Linked DNA regions of Mus musculus: region 2 is linked to region 1. Evidence: chromatin loops called from intact Hi-C (ENCODE). Cell type or tissue: heart. All regions are shown on one strand. Links, peaks and the distances in the headings refer to the core of each region. The heading gives the core; the rest is flanking DNA.

Region 1 (10,924 bases), core at 1,127-9,126:
GGGTATCTGACACCCGCCAACAGACATACATGCAGGCAAAACACCAATGCATATAAAAAATGAAGAGGGAGCTGGGCATGGTGGCGCCTGCCTTTAATCCCAGCACTCGGGAGGCAGAGGCAGGCCGATTTCTGAGTTCGAGGCCAGCCTGGTCTACAAAGTGAGTTCCAGGACAGCCAGGGCTATATAGAGAAACCCTGTCCTGGGGGGGGGGGGGGAGGGGGAGAAGAGGAACCATTAAAAAAAAATGTTAAGGAGCTGGCTCAATGGGTAAGAGCACTAGCTGCTCTTCTGAAGGTCCTGAGTTCAAATCCCAGCAACGACATGGTGGCTCACAACCACCTGTAATGAGATCTGACGCCCTCTTCTGGTGTGTCTGAAGTCAGCTACAGTGAACTTATGTATAATAATAAATGAAGCTTTGGGCTGGAACAAGCAGGGACTGAGCAAGCTGAGTTGACCAGAGCGAGCAGAAGGTCCTAAAATTCAATCCCCAACAACCACATCAGCTACAGTGTACTCACATACATAGAATCAATTAAAAAAAAAAAAGTTAAAAAAAAAAAACAAACAAACGTTGATCCTGGTCTGTAAAAATTAGGGTTAAGAATGAATTTAGCTGGCCGTGGTGGTGCAAGGCTTTAATCTCAGCACTCAGGAGCAGAGGCAAGTGGAGCTCTGAGAATTTAAAGCCAGTCTGGTCCATGAAGGGAGATCCAGGAAAACAAGGGCTACACAGAGAAACCCTATCTTGAAAAAAACCAAAATAAATAAAATAAACATATAGAATTCAATGAAGAGTAGAGATAACCTAATGAAACCAGCATCAGCCCAAGTTGTGCACCTCTATTTCCTTAACTATGTTATGGGTTAATAAGTATCTGTAGACTTAGGTCTGAGCATGGTACAGCAGTAGTTACTGTACATACCAGAGTTGAGAGATTACTCTTCCCAGGTACAGCCTCAGTGTGCTTGCTATGCTCATGCCTCGGCTTACAGTTTTTCCCTACACCAGACGACTTTAAGGAAAGGTTGCTTGCTTCTGAGAAAGAATTTTCCGAGTTGATTCTCTGCTCCATTTGTTCCTTTCTCAACTTCTTCTGTTCTCGCTCTCGGCAGTAAGAAGCTAATGACAGCTGGAACCTAGCCCCCAGTGTGCTTTCTCCTGGATGGTGCCTGGACAGGCTGCTTCTGCTACTAATACTTCTGGAGCTATGCTTGAAGATGTCACCTTCTGTGGCTGTGGCCTGTTTTCTGGAGTCTTCACTGTTCTTGCCTCGATCTCTGTCATTCTTCTCCCTGTTACTTTCATGAATGAACAGTGACTTCCTTCTCTCAGGAGACTGGTGTTTTTTCTTCTGTGCCTTGATCTCTTTGGGCAATCGATAAGAGGAAGGAGCATAGATGCCAGCTCCTTTGGGTAAATATTTGCTTAGAGACATACAAGGCCGCCGTGACTCATGGACACCACGATCTTTGTGGTGCTCCTTCCCACCTTTCATGAAAGCCTCTAAAATAGGACTTTCTTCTGATGACATCCTCTTAGGTTTAAGTTTTTTTGGTGAAGATAATTTCCTTTCAAATTGCTCTGTCCCAGTGATGGATAATCCATTTCCTCTGTATTTGATGTTTGATTTTTGAGGCGAATCCAACATATGTTTGTCTAAAACAGCCACAATTAAAACACATATAAATCACACATTATTAAAAATAAACTGATGTGTCTATTAATGTTTATATTAGCTATTAACTGTACTGAAGCTACTAAAAAATTCAATCCAATTAATATGTGGTGATAAAATATATTTTGGGGGAATGAGAGAAACTAAGAAATAGGGTTATCTTTTATGAAGTTTCATGAATCCCTTCTGCTACATCAACTAAGCTCACTATAGCTTTTTTTGTGAGCTTTTTACTAGAGAACACAAATAATATAAGCACTATAAGCTGGAATTTTTTTAATGTTAAGAATGTAGAGGGCTGTTGAGATGGCTCAGCAGGTAAGAACACTGACTGCTCTTCTGAAGGTCCTGAGTTCAAATCCCAGCAACCACATGGTGGCTCACAACCATCCGTAATGAGATCTGATGCCCTCTTCTGGTGCATCTGAAGACAGCTACGGTGTACTTATGTAGAATAATAAATAAATCTTTGAGCCAAAGCGAGCAGGGACTGAGCAGGTGGGGTTGACTGGAGTGGGAGTGAACAGAGGTCCTAAATTCAATTCCCAACAATCAGATGAAGGCTCACAACCATATGTACAGCTATAGTGTGTACTCATATACATAAAGTAAATCTTAAAAAAAAAAAGACTATAGAAGAGATGGTTTACTGTTGAGCACATTTTCATTATAACAAACATTTCTTAATCCTGAACAGTATAATCAAAAGTCTGGAGGCTCTCTAAGACAACCCATCAAAAATACATTACCATGCATACCTTGTTTTGCAGCTGGCTTGAAGAAATCTATGATTGACTGTTTCCTGAAAATAAAAGCACAGCTAATATGACATCACAACACCAAATATTCAAACCTCAATACTTTAGATCAAGTCGTGAGTGTTAGATATATAATACGGGCTGAATTCCACTTTCTTATTTAACTAATCAAGTACTGAAAATGTCAATCATAGTTTGCTAAGCCACAAGGGAAAATTTAAAAAAATATATAGCCATTTTTTTGCTAAGTTTATAAACACAATTGAGACTTAAACAGAAACCTGATAAATACTAGAGATCACAGACCTGTCTAACAGAGACTTGCAACATGAGCAGAACAGCAGATGGGAAAGAGAACAATTGGGTTGATCTGAAAAGGAACATGCAAGGCAAAGGTAGAGAGGATCAGCCGTGACTCTTACACTGATCTCTTATGTTTTATAAGATCCTAAACTAACAGCAAAAGCTAGGATGAGCCACAACTTGTGTTTCAAACTTTCTTCTTAAAGATCTAAGATTCCTTAAGATTAGCCAGGAGCAGTAGCACACACCTTTTAATTCCAGTACTCAGGAGACAAGGCAGATGTATCTATGTAAATGTGAGACCAGTCTGGTCTATGGAGTGAATTCTAGGCCTGGTAAGGGCTACACAATGAGACCTTTTCTTGAAAAGCAAATCAAACAAAACAAAATAAAACAGAACAAAAAAGCAAAGATTCAAGGGGCGAAGAGATGGCTCAGTGGTTAAGAACATGTGTTGCTCTTGCAAAGAAGCCAGGGCTCCCCACACCCAGATGGCTATTCACAAATGACTAACTCCAGTTCCAGGGGTATGTGATGCCATCTTCTGGTCTCCTAGCACCAGGCACACACATGGTGCAAATATACATGCAGCCAAAACCACTCATTCACATAAAAAATAAGTAAAATACTTAAAACAAAACAAAACTTAAGATACTTTTACAAAAGCATCATACTACCTAAGTAAAATAAAAAGGAAATTGGACAGTTAACAAGTAAAAAAAAAAATCAAACAGCTTTAATAATATGTACGGGTTACTACACACTAACATGGGCATACAATTATTTCCTGAACCTATACTCTGATCTGTTCATGCATGTTTGAAAGAGAGCCAACAAGCAGTATCCCTGAACATTCCTCCACTGAGCCAGTACTCAAGACGGCAGCCTGAGCAATCCAAACCCAAGGCTGATCTCCTTCTCTAGTGTACATTTTACTGGTAGCATTAGAAGAGCAGTGACCATCTTTCCTGGTTTACCTAGACTCCACCAGTATGTTGAGAGAACCTAAATGATGAGTGACAGGTTATGGGAGAATACATGCATTTGTTTACAGAAAGTCAATTACATTAGGTAAATTAACTCTACCACTGAGTAAAGGAAGAAATACTAGTGAAGACACATGATGTGCCTATTTCTGGCAGTGGAGAGGTGCAAAAGAACCCAGAAGCAGCAAATTAAAACCAAGATATACTTATATTTTTACTAAAAATTAACATCATACCCTTCCCCTAAAGTATTAAATCTAATACTACTCTCCAATACACCTGAATGGAAAAATGACTTTTGGTAAACCATGAAACTATAAACGAACTCTGTAGAGGTAAAATAATTGTTTCCTAAGTTCAAGCACACAGAAATATCCATTACTTATGTATAACTGGTTAAAAAAAATTATGACAGTTTTACAAGCCTTTAATCTGAAAGTGCTGGAACCAAACGTGTTAGAATTCTCAATTTATTGGATTTTGGAGGGGAAATAACTTGAATGTATTATGTGCAGCCCCCAGCAGGATCTGGCGCTGCAACCTGTAGCCAAAATATTACTATTTCTCCAGCAAAGCTTATCAACACTCACACTCAGTACCACCCACAAACCTTATATTAGCTCTGATCAACCTGGCTTGGCTGCCAAGGCGGCTGTGGTAGGAAGCAATGAAAATAGTTGTTTTTCACAGCCTTCTGTCCTTCAGAATTAAGATAAAGGATTGTGAATCTGTGCTACAATATTAAAGCATAAACTTAAAACGTCTGTTACCAATTCTTAAAAAAAAAAAAAAAAAGACAGTACCAAGTTCGTAGATAATTTGAATGTTTTATTGTCAGAGGATGTCATATGATGAAATTCTCCATCATTACATAGCTCCCAGAAAATCCTTACCATATAAAAAAAGAAAGGAAGAAAAAGGAAATAGAAAAAGAAAGGTCTGTTGGTGAGGGAGAAAGTCACTCAAAGAGAAAACAGGCGCATTCCAAAAATGTTTTTAGTATGAATGGTCGTGTACACTGTACTATTAAGTAATTCGTGGGTTTTCCTTATCACATCTTACATAATTAAACTCAAGAAACCACCAGGATCAGAACGATCTAAATAGAGGCTTCGAGAAGGGAGGGCCCCAGGGCAAGCGCTCGAAAAGGAGAAAAACAACCTTCTACCTAAAGCGGGCTCTCCGCAGCCATCTAGGCTGGTGGTCACTAGACCAAAAGCAACACCTCAACTACAGAAAAGGAGACTTCAACTCCCAGAAGCCCCCGCGCGGAGGCGGGGCGAGGGCTTGCAGGCCCCAGAACATCAAGGCCTGAGCTCGCTGAGGATGGCGGGAACTGAAGAGCAGCCGTCCGTAGTCCTCCCCTATACCCGTGCCCCCGCGACCCGGCCCCTTCTCAAGCCCTCTGCACTGTACCTGTCCCCAGGACTCTCTGTTCTTTTTCCCGCTGCAGCAGGGGCGGTACTACCGGGTCTCAGATGGCAGCGCGGGGGCGACGACCCCGGGGCTGGGGATGAGGGGAAACCTGGCCTAGCGGGCATGCAGCGCCTTGTCATGTCGGCGCCGCTGGCGACGGCGGCATGAGCTGTGGCTGGAGAAGCTGGGTGCGTGGTTGCCGTCTTGCTGCTGGGACTCGGGGAGGCTGTCGGTGCAGAGGTGGGCGGCACCCCCTACTCTCTTCATGGCGGTTCTCTCTTCGGAAGTGACTCCGGTGTGAGCGGGAAGGAACCTGAGGACCATCAGGGGGCGGGCCTTTCTTGAGGTGCCGCGTCGCGATTGGCTGACCTGAGGGTCACTCTGGTGGTAGCGCAATAGAAAGCCTCCGCCTGCCGGGAGAGGGCGGGTTTTTTGGAAGGGGGAGGGGAGATTGAAAACTGCCCTCCCCGGGCCCGTCACGTGCGCCTGGGGCGCGCGCCTCCTCGTCGGGGCCGCGGCGGCCTTGGCCGGTGCGTGGGAGTGGGAAAGAAGAGGCAGTGGCGGGTGTTACGACAGCTGGCGACAGCCGCCTGATCGAGGGCTAGGGGTGAGATTTGCAGAAGTAAAACCGAGCCTGCAGCTGTCTGTAGTGAAGATGGCCAACATTTGTGACGATTGTGCTACAGCTGCCCTAATATTTCATAGTCACTTTGGCATCTTAGGCCAAAATGCTGTCACCATTTCCTTTCTGTTCCTTCTCTTATAATGTGATTTGACCGTTCTGTGAGGGATCTTCTATACTGTGATATAGTTGTTCCGTTTTTTTGTTTTGTTTTGTTTTGTTTTGTAAGGGAGGGGGCGGGGGAGCACTCAGTCATTGAATTAGACATTTTTATTCTGTCAAAGCGTTTTGTCTCTAATGGGTTTCCCCATGAAGTCGCAGCACATAGACTTCTTTTCCTTATCAGTAAAGGACTTGTGCTTTGAAGAGGCTGTTAGGTTGGATTTCTTTAAGTTTTTATTTATGTATATGGTGCTCAATTTGCATGTATGCCTGAATGACAATAGAGCATGAGGTTGTGAGCCACCTTAGGGTTGGTGGAATTGAACTCAGGACCTCTGGAAGTAGCAACTAGTACTCTTAACCACTGAGCTATCTCTCCAGCTGGGTTTTTTTGCAGACCGAGGAACTGGTCAGAGTAATTTAAAACTTCACTTCCCATGTGTATAGAATGGGTATAGTTACTCACTTCTCTGGGTAATTTCCCTTGTCCCCCCCACTTCCCCCCCCCCCCCCCACACACACAGGGTTTCTCTGTATAGCCCTGGCTGTCCTGGAACTGACTGTAGACCAGGCTGGCCTTGAACTCAGAAAAATGGCCGGTCTCTGCCTCCCAAATGCTGGGATTAAAGGCGTGGGCCACCACTGCCCATCTTCTCTGGGTAATTTTAAGTAATAAAACCCAGCAATGTAAACAGGTTTAGATTCTCTCGTGTAATTGGTACAAATACAAGATTCTCTTTCCTTTGGGCTTCAGATTTCCTGCAGTACCCGGCCAGTTTTTTTTTTTTTTTTAGGGAAGGCTTGTAATCCTATTGTAATCCTAGTACTTGGGAGACGGAGGTGGAGGGTCAAGAGAGAAGGCCGCGGCTGTGCTGATAGTTCATGGTATAAAGGAACTTGCTTTCATGACCCAGGACCACATGGCAGAAGGAGAGAACTGATTCAGTGCGGTGAGCTATCCTATGACGTCTGTCAGCGTATACACACACGAAATGAATGCAATAAAAGATATCTTTTTAAAGAGAGAAAGAAATAGACATTGAGTCCAGCCTTGACTATGTAGCAAGATCCTGTCTCAAAGGAACTAAAAAAAAAAAAAAAGAAAAGAAAACAAATCCTATCAATCTCAAAAATGTCCAGGCTCTAACTGAGAGGAATGTTCCCTCACTTGGCTGGAGCAAATTCCTAAATGACACACACAAAAAAATTGAACAGGTCTTCCAAATTTATTGTACTGAGATTGAATTGCTTCTGTTGCTAAGCACACTAGACTGACCTGAAATTCACCCCTTTTCTCTTTCCTGGTATCCCTCAAGAGGAAGAATTAACGAGAATAAAGTGACCAATAGGCTGGCAGGTAGGAGGTAAAGAGGAACCACGGGTCTCTCCAGAACTCGCAGCTGTATACCAGGTAGTAACAATGTGAGAGAAGAAACACTCAAACCCAGGGCAGCTTGCAACTGAGAATTCACTACACTGCTTTTAGTCCTTACATTTGAAAAGAACACAGTAAGTGACAAAACTATGTTGAATATGTTTATGCCTTTTAGTGCAGATTATTTCCTGGCCCTTCGATGACTTTGTGCTGGCTATTTCTACACTAGGAACTCCCAAACAGTCCTAGCCACAAAACTTTTAATCTGATTTGTTCCATTCCACACTCAGCGCATAAAAAGAATAAAGAAAGCATAAGAACATGGTCTGCATGATCAATTAGTCACTCTTCTTGAATTATAGTATCTGAGTCTCCCGCCTCTCAAGTGTCACTTTTAGGTCTCTGCTCCTGCTGCCAAACAATAGTTTTCACATTTTCTTAATCTGATCAGCAGATTACAGAGTTAAGTGAGGCAAGAAATCCCTTGATCAATAAACGGAGATGGAGTCATAATGAAAGCACGATTTAAAAAAAAAAAAATCTCTTCTTAACTGGGAGGTAGTTGCCCAAATCCTCAATATCCATCAAGGCTTCTCTTTGTTTGAGCTGCACGGGGAGAACATATAGATTTGAGTTGCCGGCTGAGCTGCACTGAACATAGAGATGGCTGGAGCCTCAGACTCCCCTTTCCTTCAAAGAGAGTTGAACCCCTGCTTTGTGTTTAGACTCAGGTTTTCACTTTAAGTGTGTACGTATACACTACGCACAAACACTTATACTCTAACCTATAGTCAGTATCTCTTTGAGGCACTGGGGCTGGAATTCTGGGTCTCATGCATGCATGTGAGGCAAGCACATGCTCCTAAGCTATTCCTGGCTTCGTGGGAGCTTGTCAGTTTTGGCTTTCTTCCTCCTTTACTTCTTATCGGACTGGAAATAGGTGGCCAGGAAACCGTAAAAGCTGCCAGAAGAGCTCCTGTGCACTCTCATGGGGTGAGAAGACAGGAGAGAAAAGCCGAGGTACTGCTAGGGGACATGATGATAAACAGTGTCCTGGAGTCTAGGTGAGAGAGCGAAAGCAAATCCCCAGGCAGCGCTGGAAGAAGAAGCTGGGGAAAGGAAGACTTGTCTGTAAAAGGCTGCTTTGGTGAGATTTCTGAGCAACGGAAAGGAAGCCAAGTCCTGGGACCTGGAGTGGCTTTTTAAAAATTACTTACTTTATATGTGTGGGTATTCTGTCTGTGCGTTCACTTGCAAGGCTGGTGCTTATAGAGGCAAGAAGGCAGCACTGGATCCCCTAGAACTGGAGTTAGCGACAGTTGTGAGCTACCTTGTGGGTTCTGGGAATTGAACTCTGAAAGAGCAGCTAGTACTCTGAACCAAATCGCTAGCCCCGCCCACCCAGGGGCTTCTTCTGTACAGAAAGTATTTTGAGCTACAATTCAGCCCACTGTACCTGCATTACAGGAAGCCAGCAGGCTCTGATATTGATGAGAGGGAATGAACGGGAGAGATACCAAGGGCAACACTGTTGCGTGAACAATGGAACAACTCCTTAGGACAGGCAGGCTCAGGGTGGGAGTCCTGAGAGGATGCCTGAGACCTCCAACAGGGCAAGATCTCTCATAGTACCTCAGACTCAGGCATTAAGAGACTAGAGACTATTGGGACATAACAAAGACTTGCTAAAAAGCTGAAAACCTGGGACACAACTTCTGGCTTTTACAAGAAAGGCATGTTTTTGTGTTGAGATTGCTATACTTCGAAATTAACTCCAAGACTCTCAGAGGGTACTCAAGGGCAGGCCAAGAGACAAAGGCCCATGTGCTGGGGAATGGATGGGGGTAGGAATGTGTGGAGGGTGGTCTGAGAGGTGGGATAAGGAACAGACTCACAGAAACAGGAAATAATTAACTTGAAAGCCTGACAGAGAAAAAACAGACCACAGAAGGGAAGGTGAGCTCACCATGGCTCAAGTCTCAGTCAAAAAGAGAGAGAGAAAGAAAGAAAGAGGGAGAGAGAGAGAGAGAGAGAGAGAGAGAGAGAGAGAGAGAGAGAGAAAGAAAGAAAGAAAGAAAGAAAGAGAGAGAGAAAGAAAGGAAGAAAGAGAGAGAGAAAGGAAGAAAGAGAGAAAGACAGAAAGGAAGGAAGGAAGAAAGGGAAAAACCACCTTTGTAAACAGATGTTGAACTCAGCAGGGCTGAGCAAACGTGTTGGAAAAGCACCAGTTTAGCTTCAGGGGCTACCTGGGAGATGCCAAATTTAATATAATGCCAAGCAATGCAAACTTCCTAGGAACTGAGTAGCAAAACCGCAAAACCTGAAGCCAAGGACCCCTACGTCATCTTACTCCACCGTGGAATGTTTCAAAACCCAGATATTAGAAGCAGGCTTGTAATTTTCGACATAGCTAACAGTTTCTGCCATTGTTAAATTCACTAGATAGATCATCTCCTCAATCCTTCCGCCTCTACCTCTTAAGAACCAGGATTGTGAGTCATCACAGCTATTCTGGCTTTAACATGTAACTACACAGCACACGTATGCACACACGCACACACTTTCTATGGGCTTTTTCCCCTTTGTAATATATATACCTATGTTTGTGTGTATGCATATAGGAAGGAGGAGTAGAGTTCAGATTTCTACAGTGCTAGTCTATTTGTCCATCTAAAAACGTAAAACAAAGTCGGGGGAATAATTGGTTTTAGAGATGCCAGCCTGCAGGCAGGCATTTCTCACGCATGCTTAGCGAGCCATTAGAGGATTTGAAAACTAAGTGATGAGTCACAGACTACATTAAAACAATAACGACTGCTACCTGAGGATGGGGTAGAGAATGCCGGTGCAGTACACATGGTTCATGAGCTCAGAGCTGATTGTCTTTCCTGAAGAACTGAATGCTGACTTGCGGACAGGGAGAAAGCCCTGTACGTTTCACTGAATATACTGGGAGAGACTGGTTCTGTCTTGTGTTTGTTTTCTGATAGTGTGTCTTCTCCTTCCTGTATTATAACATTCTAGACAGATGGGAGGCGGATGTAACCTGTCTTGGGTCGTCAGTAATCTAGTGACTACAAGAAAGATATGGATGAGAAGGGAAAATGACAGACAGAGAGAGATCTTCCATCCCTTGCTCAGACTGTCCTTCATGAAGAACGTGACTCCCCTGGAGCTGTAGAGAGCCTTTGGGGATAATAATTTGCTCTCAGTCTTTTGCAATGCCCTTCAACTCACTGCGATGTTGTTATGTGCATGTGCACGTGCAAGGGTATTTTACCCGTATGTATGTCTGCACCACAAATATGCAGAGTCCAGAAGAAGGTGCTAGATCCCCTGGAGTTTAAATTACAGATGGTTATGAGCTACTCTGTGGGTGCTAGGACTTAAATTCATGATCACAAACTGTTGGGATTATAGCCCTGTATTACTTTATCAAGCCCTAAGTAATTTTTTTAAAGACATGGAACACTATTTAAAATTCAAGGGATTCCAAACAAACATCTAGATTTTGTTCTGTGTAGCACGATCAAGGTTCTTAACACTTAGCCCTGCAGGGACTAGGTAAGTAATGACATTTCCTGGGCAGCTGCCTCTAATCTCAGCACTGCAGAGGTAGA
Region 2 (10,924 bases), core at 1,634-9,633, 85 kb before region 1:
CCATGTCTCAAAAAACAAAATAAAACTAACTCAGACAATTACTATATTGTTCATTTGAGGTTGCTGGGTACTTTACTATGTATTAATTCTAACAGGAACCTACAAAGATTAGCCTCTAACCGTAACCATAAAGACACAGAAAACGGGGCTCAGACAGGTTATTTCACTGTCTGAGTGGTAAGACAGAACCCATATTCTTTGCTCTACTGACGCTTCCAAATTCTAGCTTCCCTGAGGGGCTCCTGGCTTCCCACCCAGGTCCTCCCAAAAGGGCTGCCCGTTACCTTCTCCAGCTTTCCAGAGACAGGGATGAGCTTTGGTGGGGGCCCACGGAGGTGGGCATTGTGTGCCTGATGTTCCCGGGGATCTTCAACATCACTGCTGGGGCTGGGAGGAGACTCTGTCCGGAAGTCCTCATTGACATAGGTAAAGCTATTGCCTGGGACAGCCTTCCTCGGTGGCACAGCCGGGCAGAGCGGTTCCTGTGCCTCGTAGCCACCCGGTAGCAGCCCATCCTGCTGGCGGAAGAAGGTGGGCCCAGGGACACCATGATGTCGTTGAGGAGCAGGTCCCCCGGGGCAGGGCCGGCCTGAGATAAGACTGCTCACGCTGCCCATTGCTGGAGTTTTGGGGGCAGTGGCTGTCTCACGTGCGGGCTCCAGAGGCACTGGCAGAGTGTGCACAATGGCCATGGTGGCAGAGGCTCAGGTCTGGCCAGGGGCCTCCGGGGCAACCTGTGAGCAGGGCATTGGTGTCAGAGTCCCTGCACCTTGAGGATCCTCCCCCTATAAGCCTTCTCCTGACCCCCTCCTCCAGATAGAACATTCCCCATTTAGGAAAAAGGCTTCCCTTCCAAGAACTGGCATGAACCTCGAGTTCCTCTGGGCCTCAACTCTAGTCTGGAACAAGGCTAAGGAATAACTTGACCACACAGAGAGGAAGGAATGGGAGATCTAAACATTTATACAGGGTTCCTTGGCAGAGAAGACCTAGTTTAAGCCCCAACCTGTATCCCCTATATAGCCAAAGACTCAGATTGGGCAGAGATCCCTAACTCTAGCTCCCAGTACAGGTCCCTACTCTCCTGGGACAGGTGGCCTCATTACTGGGCTGTTTGGGCAGAGGACACGTCAGGGATGCAATCAGCAACTCAGATGGTAATTAGGGAACAAAGAGTCAAAGCCAGGCGCTGTCCAGCCTCCCACCACTGGGCCTCAGTTTCTCCCAGACACTCAGGCGGCTTCGAGGGTGGAGCTGGCCAAACAGGAAACCTTACAGGTCTTAGGAATCCACAGGTGCCCTCTGGGGTCTCTCCTACCTCCCAGAGGTTGATGCAGGCTGTGCTTGTTTCCATGTCACTCTTAGCTTCTGCCATCACTCGGGACTAAGGGAGCCTACCCAGGCCCTGTCCCACTGCCAACCTTTATAAACCTTCCTGCTTTAGTTGATCTTCAGAATAACCCCTATGGAATTTGAGCAGGAGCCCATTACCACGTCTAGTAGGAGCTCAAGTAAGATGGCTGGCTCCGCCTCCCCTAGTCTTACTCCTTCCTGGAAAGAACAGCAAGCCTGCACCCAGAACGGAACTCCCGCCCAGTCCCAAGGCTGCCGATGACCAAGACTTAGGCATCTGCTGAAGTCATCACAGAGCAAAGGGGCCAAAAAGTGGACTGAGGATCCATGAGAAAGAAGAATGTGTGTGTGTGTGTATGTGTGTGTGTGTGTATGTGTGTGTGTGTGTACATTTACTTGTGGGTGTGAGTACATAGACAGGGTCATAAAAAAATGAACAGTATCTGTGAGAATATGCATGAAACTGTGCAGTCCATGTGGGTTTAGACAGATGTCAGTACGTTCATACATGTGTGTATATGTGTGTGTGTGATGTAGGGGACATGACAAAACCAAACAGGGTTGTGCTATGTACCATAGGTGGGCCTCAAACTCAGATCCTCCTGCCTCAGAGAGCTGGGATTCTAACCTTGTGCAAATATGCCGAGCTGTATGTGTGGTTTTTTTTGTTTTTGGTTTTGGTTTTGGTTTTTCGAGACAGGTTCTCTCTGTATAGCCCTGGCTATCCTGGAACTCACTCTGTAGACCAGGCTGGCCCTGAAATCAGAAATCGGCCTGCTTCTGCCTCTGCTTCTAAAGTGCTGGGATTAAAGGTGTGCGCCACCACTGCCCACTGTGAATTCTTTTTTGCTGTTTTGTTTGTTTTTTGTTTGTTTGTTTTTCCAAGACAGGGTTTCTCTGTGTAGCCCTGGCTGCCCTGGAACTTGCTCTGTAGAGCAGGCTGGCCTTGAATTCAGAGATCCACCTCTTACTGCCTTCTGAGGGCTGGAATTAAAGGCGTGTGTGTTACCACCACCAGGCTGTATGTGTGAATTCTTATGTTTTACAAAGTTATGAGTTTCGTAACTTAGAAAGCACACCACACAGTTATTAATGTGTATAAAACAAATGAATCTGTGGGCTCTGGATGTCACTATATGGCAAAAAGAGAAATGTTTGGATAGATATACCAGTTTGTGCACACATATGTGAGGTTTGTGTAAATACCACTAAATCTTCCAGTCACCTATCCTCAGTAAGCCATTCTGCTTCTTCTCCTAGCATGAAATTCTAGGGAAAATCCTCCTTTCTTTGGGTCCATTGAGTCAAGTCTCTCATAGACTGAGACACACAAATCTCTACAGGACGCCTGCAGTTCTCCTGGGACAGTTACATGGATTCCTACTGTACACAAGAAAAGTGTGTGAAAGCTCCCCAGGACCAATCTGTATAAGTGAGCGTTCTGGGAGTGCATGAGGACCTGGGTGACATTCAAAGCCACCAATGTGAATGGGGACTCCTCCTCCCTAAAACTTTTTTTTAACTTAAGAGTTTGAGGAAAGGTGAGATCACAGTGCCTGACGCCCTTGCCCCATCTTATCTTTGTATATTGTTCTCCACTAAGTGCCTCTAAGTGTTAAGACCAGAGACTCACAGGAGTCCAGCGTGAGGAAGGAGTTGCTAAGAGCTAGGGTAGGAACTGAAGTGTAGCAACTTCTCTGTAGGGTAGGTACTGAGATCGCCCCCAAAAGGTCCAGCCTAGGGATGGAGACTGCTCCACAGTATAGTGAGGAGTGAGAAGGGGCTGGCACTCCTGTCCCTACTCCAGAGGACACAGAAAGTGAGACCCAGAAGGAAGGGCAAGGGCCGGGGTAGACACTCAGAGAGACAGGAGCCAGAAGACAGAAGAGACAAAGGCCAAGAGGCTCAGACACGAGGAGCCAGAGGCAGACCCATGAGTTAGGGTCGCTGAAGCTACACAGGCAAGGACCCCTAAAGCCAGAGGAGCCACAGAGCTGAGCTCTGAGGGCCAGGCGTCAGGAAAGCCAGGCCTAGCCAGCCTGGCTCCCGCTTTTGAGGCCCAAGAGAGAAGGAGGGGCAAGCGGCTCCATTTTGAGAAATGCGTTTGTAGCTGTGGGAAAAAGAAAGCCCTGGTTCTCCCCAGCACTCCCTGACCTATCACTATGGTACACAGACCCCTGCGCCCCCACCCCAGCAAGTAAGCTGGGGGTTCTAGAGTCTGGGGCCGCGCCAGGGCCTGAGATGAGTCTGGCCCACGTCCCAACTCTCTGACCTCAGGGCTGGGGTTGGAGAGTTGGGGAAAGTCCCCCCAAACACACACACTCAAACTCCAGAGACCAGTCAAGCAGGATCCAGTCTGGGATCACGAGTTGCCATTCCGAGACTGAAAGCCCAGAGTCGTCGTGTCCCCCCACCCCCCCCCCCGCCACCCACAATAGTCCGCTCCTTCCATAAACTGGGGGCGTCTATGGAATGCCACCTCCCCACCGGACCGCATCGCTTAGAAGTTGGGGCACCCTCAGCCCTGGACCCCTCACCTCCGCCGCGCTGCTCCATGCTCAGCCCCGGGCCGCCCCAGCACTCCACAGGCGCGCCGCCCGCTCCAGCCCGCGCGCGGCCACTCGGAGCTGCCCGGCTCGGCCCCGCCTCCGCCCAGCCGGCGCCCCCGGCCCTGACCGGCCCCCGCCCGGCCCGAGTGGGCGGTGCGCACTGATGGGGGGAGGGGTCCGAGGGGCGTTCCCGCCCCGGGGAGCGGACACGCGCAAGTAACCCACGTCACGCGTGCCAGCCAGGGCGCACGCGGGGGCTGCTCGGCGGCGCTCGGGATTCCTCCCAGAGTGGCCTAGCAACTGTGTGTGTGTGTGTGTGTTGTGTGTGTGTGTGTGTGTGTGTGTGTGTGTGTGTGTGTGTGTGTGTGTGTGTGTGTGTGTGTGTTAAGTGTGGTGTGTGTGTGTGCTCGGTAGCGCTCGGGATTCCTCCCAGAGTGGCCTAGCGACTCTGTGTGTGTGTGTGTGTGTGTGTGTGTGTGTGTGTGTGTGTGTGTGTGTTAGGAGGCTCGGCCGGCTCGAGACTCATCGAGCCGGGTCACCATCGCCTATCCCTGCCGGAGCCCAAGGGCCAGCGGCAGCTGGTCATTGTTCCAGCACAAAGAGCCAAGGCGCGGCGCCAGCCCCGCCCCTCCCCCTCCGCTCCTCTAGGAGAAGCTTCCCTCCTCAGTCTCCAGCTTCCCGGTCCATGGGGAGGCCGAGGGGGTCAGCCATCCCTCTCCAGTTGCCGGCTCCTGGGCACAAGTTGAGGGACTGGCTCGGTCGCTGTCTGTCCCACCCCCAGCAGGCTGGAGGTCACACGCTTGGATTTTCCAAATCGGCGCCACCTGGTGGCCCTTTCCAGCAACTTACCAGCCCCCCCCCCCCAAGACCCCCACCAATCCCACTCCCTTTCCAGCACAGCACCCTCGGGCCGCGAGCCCAGGCTTGTCCCTGGCATGGCTCCAGCCTCCCTAGCCGAACCTCGGGGGTCATTTGCTATGAGAAGGGTCGCTGCTCAAAGGGGGTGGGAGGGATACCTGACCCCCAATAATCTCAAGAACGAACAGCTCAAACCTACACTGGCTCCGCAGCAGACATCCCAAAGTCTCTCTTGGGGTCACAAATATTTTTACCCTCTCGAAAACAACAGTCTTAACACCCACACGACCTTTCCCACATTCAGTCTCGGGCAGCCACAGTCAGTCTCATCCATCACGTGGCTCCATAGATCTTCATTCCATAATCCTTCAGGCCAACTCACAGAAGGCTTGGTGTTTCGTGCACGGGAGAGTGCACAACAGTCCTTTGCATCCAGTCACATTCTTTAAATACACTCAGCCTCCCAACCCTCTTCCACGCAATGACAGCCGGATTCAGCCACTCTGGAAACTTCTTACATCATATTCACAAACTACCCACTTTCCCTGAGGGGTCTCTGTGACCTGCTCAGGTCAGCCGACCTCACATGTTCTGGCAAGGCCATCCTCCCTTCCCCGATCCCCCCCGCCCCCCCCCCCAAGGTCTGCCAGAGCTGGGCTCAGCCCCAGGAAGAAGCACCCCCCCCCCTTCCAGGCCACAGCCTGGCCGGCTCTCAGCTCTATTTTTAGCTCCATGGAAAGGGTTGTTTTTCTTTCTTTTTCCCTGGAAAGGAAAACACAGCCTAGCCACCCTCAGGCTCACTCCAGCCCCTCAGCTTCACAAGAACATACCGAACCCCTCTCCCTAACAGAAACCCCCTCCTCTGGCCTTGCCCTGATCCCTGCCTCCTGGGGCACCGAGAACCTCCTCCCCTTTCTGGCCTCCAGCCCAGAAGCTCAGGCAGCAGCTGGGCTCAGCATGTGGCCGGGTGAGGGGTGGGGGGAATGAAGGATGGGGGCCGGAGGGGGAAGAGGCTGCAGCCCCCTCTTTCACTTTCAGAGAGGGGACTCTGATCTTTCTTCCACCTAGAGGAGACACACTCCCCTTAGGTTTAAGGATATATTTACTCTTGGTGCGTTCCCTTTGAGGAGGGGTGAGGGGAGACTCTTCTCGCTTGAGTGGGCTATTTGTGCCCAGTCCTGCAAGGGGTGGAGGTGGCGGTAGGAAGAGGACGTAAAGACAGAGCTGTATGAGACCGGGGCAGCTGTCTGGGGCCATCAAGGTCCTTTCGGATACCTTTCAAGGATACGGGTTCCAAGAACGTGCTAGTGAGCTCCAAGGCAAGGAGCCCAAGTTAGCCCCAACCCTCTCCAGGTCTCCGGGTCACCCAGGCCCCCAGGGGCGTTGAGCTCCCATTCTGGGTGAGAGGATTTATCATCATTCCAGGTGAAGTGTGGAATAAAGCTCCATACAGGGCGAAACAAACATGCTAGGACCAGCGGAGAGGTAGATGAGAGGGGTGTCCCTGCCTAGACAGGAGTTGGGGAGCACTACCCACCCGGCTGCGAAGCAATCACGTGCTCAACGCCTGTTTACGTCTTGGTCTTCACCTGCAGGCAGCCGGCTGGGAAGCAGGAACCGCCTGGTGCGACAAACCCCGCCCGCCCCCGCCGATAGTCTCAGGGCGTCCCCTTTCTCTCACTCAGCCTTGGGCAGAAAAACTCAGCGTCCAGGTCGCAGGGTGGGGTGGGGAGTCGCGCGAGCTAGTGGTACTGCCATTGGGACAGCTAGGGTACCTCGCTGTGTTTGTCCTTTCCTGAGCACACGTGTGTTCGCGTCCTAAGTGAATGCATGGGTGTGTGTGTGTGTGTGTGTGTGTGTGTGTGTGTGTGTGTGTGTCGGCGCGTGTGTGTAAGTTTTCTTACTCCTTTGCTGTTGTTTCGCCTGCGGTCCACAGAGTGCGGACCCTTTCCTCATCCCAAGACGCGTAAAGTTCTCTCCAAAGTGAGGACCTGCGGGAAGCCGGAGCTCCTGCACCCCGTCCGCCCCACCACTCACCCAGCGTCACCTGCGCCGCTGCTCCCTTTTTGGCCCGGCTCCCGCTCCAGCGTGCCTATTTCTTCGCCGTGATAGAACTCTACTTCTCCAGCCGGCTCCGGGCTCAGCGCTCCCGGCTCCCCGCTCCCGCCAGGCCAGCCCTGGAAGAGTGGGGCGGGGCGGCTGAAGCCGCGCCCCCCCCCAGAGGGGAGTGGTCTGCCCCGCACCTCCAAATAGCTAACCTAGTACCCAACCCAAAAGTAGCCTGACCCAGTACCCAGTCCAAAAGTAGCCTGGTGGTGGCCTAAGGCTGTCTCTCTGGCCTTTTGACTGCACAGCATACTGACTTTTGACCTAAGGGGAGGGCAGGCGTAACTGACGTTTTAGCTACCTGGCAGCCTTAACTAAGGCACGGTAGAGATTGCCTCTCTCCTGCTCTGTGGGGAACTCAGTCCGGTCCACTCTGCTCACAACCAGAAGAGGGAAAATCCCTAGGAAGCAGACAAAGAAGTATCGAGTTTCATAAAACACACACACACACACACACACACACACACACACACACACACACACACACACTCATTAGGGCTGGGGCTGGCTGGGGGCTGTCCTGGCAGACCTAGTACCGCCTCTTTCCCTAGAGTAGTTAGCAACCCAGGTGAGAAAGCTGCTAGTCCTGGCCCCCCATAGGGCACAGCTAGGCTTCCCTTAGATCCATAAAGTCCCACCCACAGGAGCAAACAGGAAGTTGGCCTGTATTTCAGGGACGTACCAAAGGCTCCTTTCCTCCCTGACTTACCAGGTATATTGTGGAAAGGCTTAAGTTTACAGCTCTCTGAGCCAGGCCCACTGCCTGAGTAGTTGGTTCAGGAGACCAAGGTGAGTTTGGTCTCAGACTCGCCCACATTACAGCTGTTGAAGACCTAAAGCCGCCCCCTCACGGTCACGTGAGACCCAATGTAAGTCTGAAAGCAGGGCTGCAGATCTAATCTGACCCTGCTAGGCCAGACCTTTCCAGGAGGTCTCTGGGACATGGAGTAAGTGGGACACAGGGTGACACGACTCATCCCAGGTGATTTGCTTCAAGCCACTTTGAGTATGTGGATAGAAAGTGCCTCCTCGGAACTTTATATTAAAGATATAGGAATGACCTTACCTGGCTTCCGGGCTCCAATGGCTACTGAGCATATTTTGTGCTAGAGCTTGCTGTGGGGAGTTTAGGGCAGGTACGAAGAGGAATGTGTTTGTGTAGGGGGTGTGTTAGCTAGCCTTCCTCCTCCTCCTCTTCCTCATTCTGGTTTGTGAAGTGTGGGGGTGTGCGCCAGCCAGGAGGGTGGAGCTGTCTCTCTCTCTCTCTGCTGATTTACAGCCCTCACAAACTCCAAAGGAGAAACTACAGGATTGTCTGAGGACACGCCAGGCATTTTAGGGAGAGTAGAATACAGAATCCATACTCTGATAGGTAGGAGTGATCTCTCTCTCTGTACATCTGGAAGGCATGGCTGACTTAAATATTTCAGACCCTGGTTGAGGCCTAGAGCAGCCAACTGCTGGTAATGATTACTGCAGGATTAGAGAGGCCTGGCTCCAGCCAGTCTGGGAGAGACCCCCAAGAAGGCAGGCCCTGGAGGAGCTACCCCCACCCCTAGGTTCTTCCCCACCACCAACAGCTTTGCAAGCAATTGTTTCAGGTCTTTGTGGCTAGAGTTCTCAGAAACCCTGGACTCTACCATCCGGTTCTAAAAGCTTCCTCTTGGGTTGATTTGAAAAGGTTGCTCTTCCTCTAGGGAGTAAAAAAACCACCCCTCTACCTAGAGCAGAGGCTTGCTAATACCCCCAATCTTGAAATCGCTACTTCAGGGCATCACACCAATCGAAATGAAAAGGTCATTTAGCAATATGCCTGGCAGTCTGTGAATCATTTCTTCTAAAACCTTCTGTAGCGCCTGGTAAACTGAGGTATCCAGACCCCATGTCAAACTCCAAATCTCAGAGGATGTAAAGGCAGGGGAGAGAGACTGCCCTAAGCTCAGAGTTTTTAACAAATTCCCAGCTCGAGCACATGTTAAGGAGAGATGAGAGGACTCCAGAGGGAATGAATGAGGGTAAGGGGAAAGAGATAATGAGCTATTTTTGAGGTAAAGTTTTGAGTAGCCCAGTCTGGCCTAGACTTAGGATACTTGGAACTCCTGATCTTCTGCCCTCTACCTCCCAGGTGTTGGAATTAAAAGCATTCACCACCACGCCCAGCTAGGGCTGACTCTTGAGTCTACACTGAGATATGTGAATGGTTCACCTCACAGGTGAAGAGCGACAGCTGGTCAGGCAAGGCCTGGGTATGTGACCCACACCTGTCAGGAATTTTATGGGGTCCTCAACACAGCACCCTGTTTCCCCTATTCCAAGGACGGTGTATCTCTAGGGGGTGAGATGTGAAGGCCCTGTACTGCTCCCTGCTATTTGGGAGCTTCCGGCTCAGAGGTTGAAGTGGGGAAAAGGACCCATTTACTCCCAAGTCAGAGAAGAAATCCAATTAGTGTGGGGAGACACCTGGTGGACAAGTAAGAAAAAACGCACAGAAACAAAGGCAATAGAAATGTTTCATTCAAACTGGAAAAGGCTCTACAAAAGAGTCCTAGCTCCAGCTGTCAGAGGCAGCAGTGAAATCGGCACCCACGGGGCAGGCACTGCAGGCTTACAGCTTCTTTCCATGGTCCAGTGGGAAGCAGCTTCCATCTTTGAAGCCCTAAGAGTACAGGATCAGCACCTCAGATCAATTCTTCTGCCTGGCTCTACAAAGCAGAGCAGAGAGGCTCGGTGCCTACCGCATCAGCCTTCGGCTCTGGAGCTTCAGCAAACCTCCTGTTTCACGGCAGCTTCAGGGGCCTGGCCTCTTCATCTGCCTTGCTCATTCCCACCTGAGGGTCTGGCGTGTTTCCATCTGGATCCCTTTCTGCAGAGGTTCACAGGCCCATGTCTAGTTCTCCCATGCACTCTGTTCAGACACCTTTTCAGACTGACTAATCAAAACAAGCTGACGAGGCAGGCGGATTTCTGAGTTCGAGGCCAGCCTGGTCTACAAAGTGAGTTCCAAGACAGCCAGGGCTATACAGAGAAGAAACCCTATCTGGAAAAACAAAAAACAAAAACCCAAAACGAGCTGAGTCTAGCATCCTTCCCTTTGCTTCGTTCCTTTCACCAAAACGCTGGTTCTTTGGAAACAGCCTTTGTCTTTCCAGTGCTATACAGAAAACCTATGGGGAAAAAACAAACACAAACCAGCATACAGGAGATTCCCCAGTAGCTGCTCAATTAAAAATTTTCACCATGGAGTCCAGCCCTGGGCTGGGAAGGGTTCTGTAGCTCAGGACTATATGGAAGAGCCCCAGCAGAAGGCCTGCTCCACCAGGCTCATTTCAGCGAGCAGCAGTGCACTGCTTTCACCCTGAGGACTTGGAGGTATCTGGCTGGGCGGGGCTGGGGTCCTGGCCTAAGCAAATCTCAGGGTTCTGGTGCGCAGCCCCTTTTTTGCCAGAAGAGGATTTTTTGGCCACTAGTCCATTGTCGTCCTTGATCTTCTTGAGTCGGGCTTTGCTCTTGGGTGGGATGGAGAAGGTAAGGGAATTCTTGTTGAACTCCAGTGGGAAGACACCTACGTCTCCATCAAAGCGATTCTTGGACACCTGCAGATACCGTTTCCCAGGCCCAGTCACCAGTTTCCTATCCTGTAAGATCAGAACATTGTCTGCTTCTTGGCTTGCCTAAAGGAGAGGGGGCAGGAGAAAAAAAAGACATGAGTGAAAGGCTGAGGGTGCAGGAAGGAGTGGAAAGAGTGGGAAAAATGAGGGGCTCAAGAGATGGCCCAGCAGTTAAGAGTACTGGCTGCTCTTTCAGAGGACCTACGTTCAATTCCCAGCACCTCCATGGTAGCTTACAAATGTCTGTAACTCCAGTCCCAGGGAATTCAATGCTTTCTTCTGGCCTTTGTGGATACCAATATGCATGGTGGTGCACAGACATACATGCAGGTAAAACACCCATACACATTAAATACATTTTATTTTTAAAAAAGGAAACAGTACCCCCTTGTCACCAAGCTCTTTAAACATCTAATCATATCAGATGCTGGAGCTGCTGAGTCTCCCAGC

What was found. Peaks named below come from ENCODE experiments on the same cell type or tissue, not always from the same donor. Only the 100,000 strongest peaks of a DNase experiment are listed, where the experiment ranks them.
Region 2: it touches region 1 in a loop (2.4-fold over the local background); 3 of 42 quality-filtered maps call a loop at or near these places.

The regions. Positions count from the first base shown.
Region 1 is chr19:44,925,672-44,936,595 of GRCm38, reverse strand. It overlaps Slf2 (SMC5-SMC6 complex localization factor 2), which reads right to left and starts at 5,477. Exons shown (of 20, transcript NM_001081225.2): 1 at 5,146-5,477; 2 at 2,441-2,484; 3 at 930-1,663. The coding sequence starts at 5,285. In heart, for the core only: a CTCF peak has its summit at 5,548; DNase peaks (open chromatin) are centred at 5,025, 5,635 and 8,245; H3K4me3 peaks cover 3,302 bases; H3K27ac peaks cover 4,283 bases.
Region 2 is chr19:45,011,197-45,022,120 of GRCm38, reverse strand. Twnk (twinkle mtDNA helicase) reads right to left here. Exons shown (of 5, transcript NM_153796.4): 5 at 9,357-10,537. The coding sequence ends at 10,217. Lzts2 (leucine zipper, putative tumor suppressor 2) reads right to left here and starts at 3,986. Exons shown (of 5, transcript NM_001130526.1): 1 at 3,891-3,986; 2 at 285-734. The coding sequence starts at 692. In heart, for the core only: CTCF peaks have their summits at 4,708 (motif pointing left), 7,045 and 9,338 (motif pointing left); DNase peaks (open chromatin) are centred at 4,040, 4,490, 5,570, 6,960 and 4 weaker places; H3K4me3 peaks cover 5,583 bases; H3K27ac peaks cover 6,288 bases.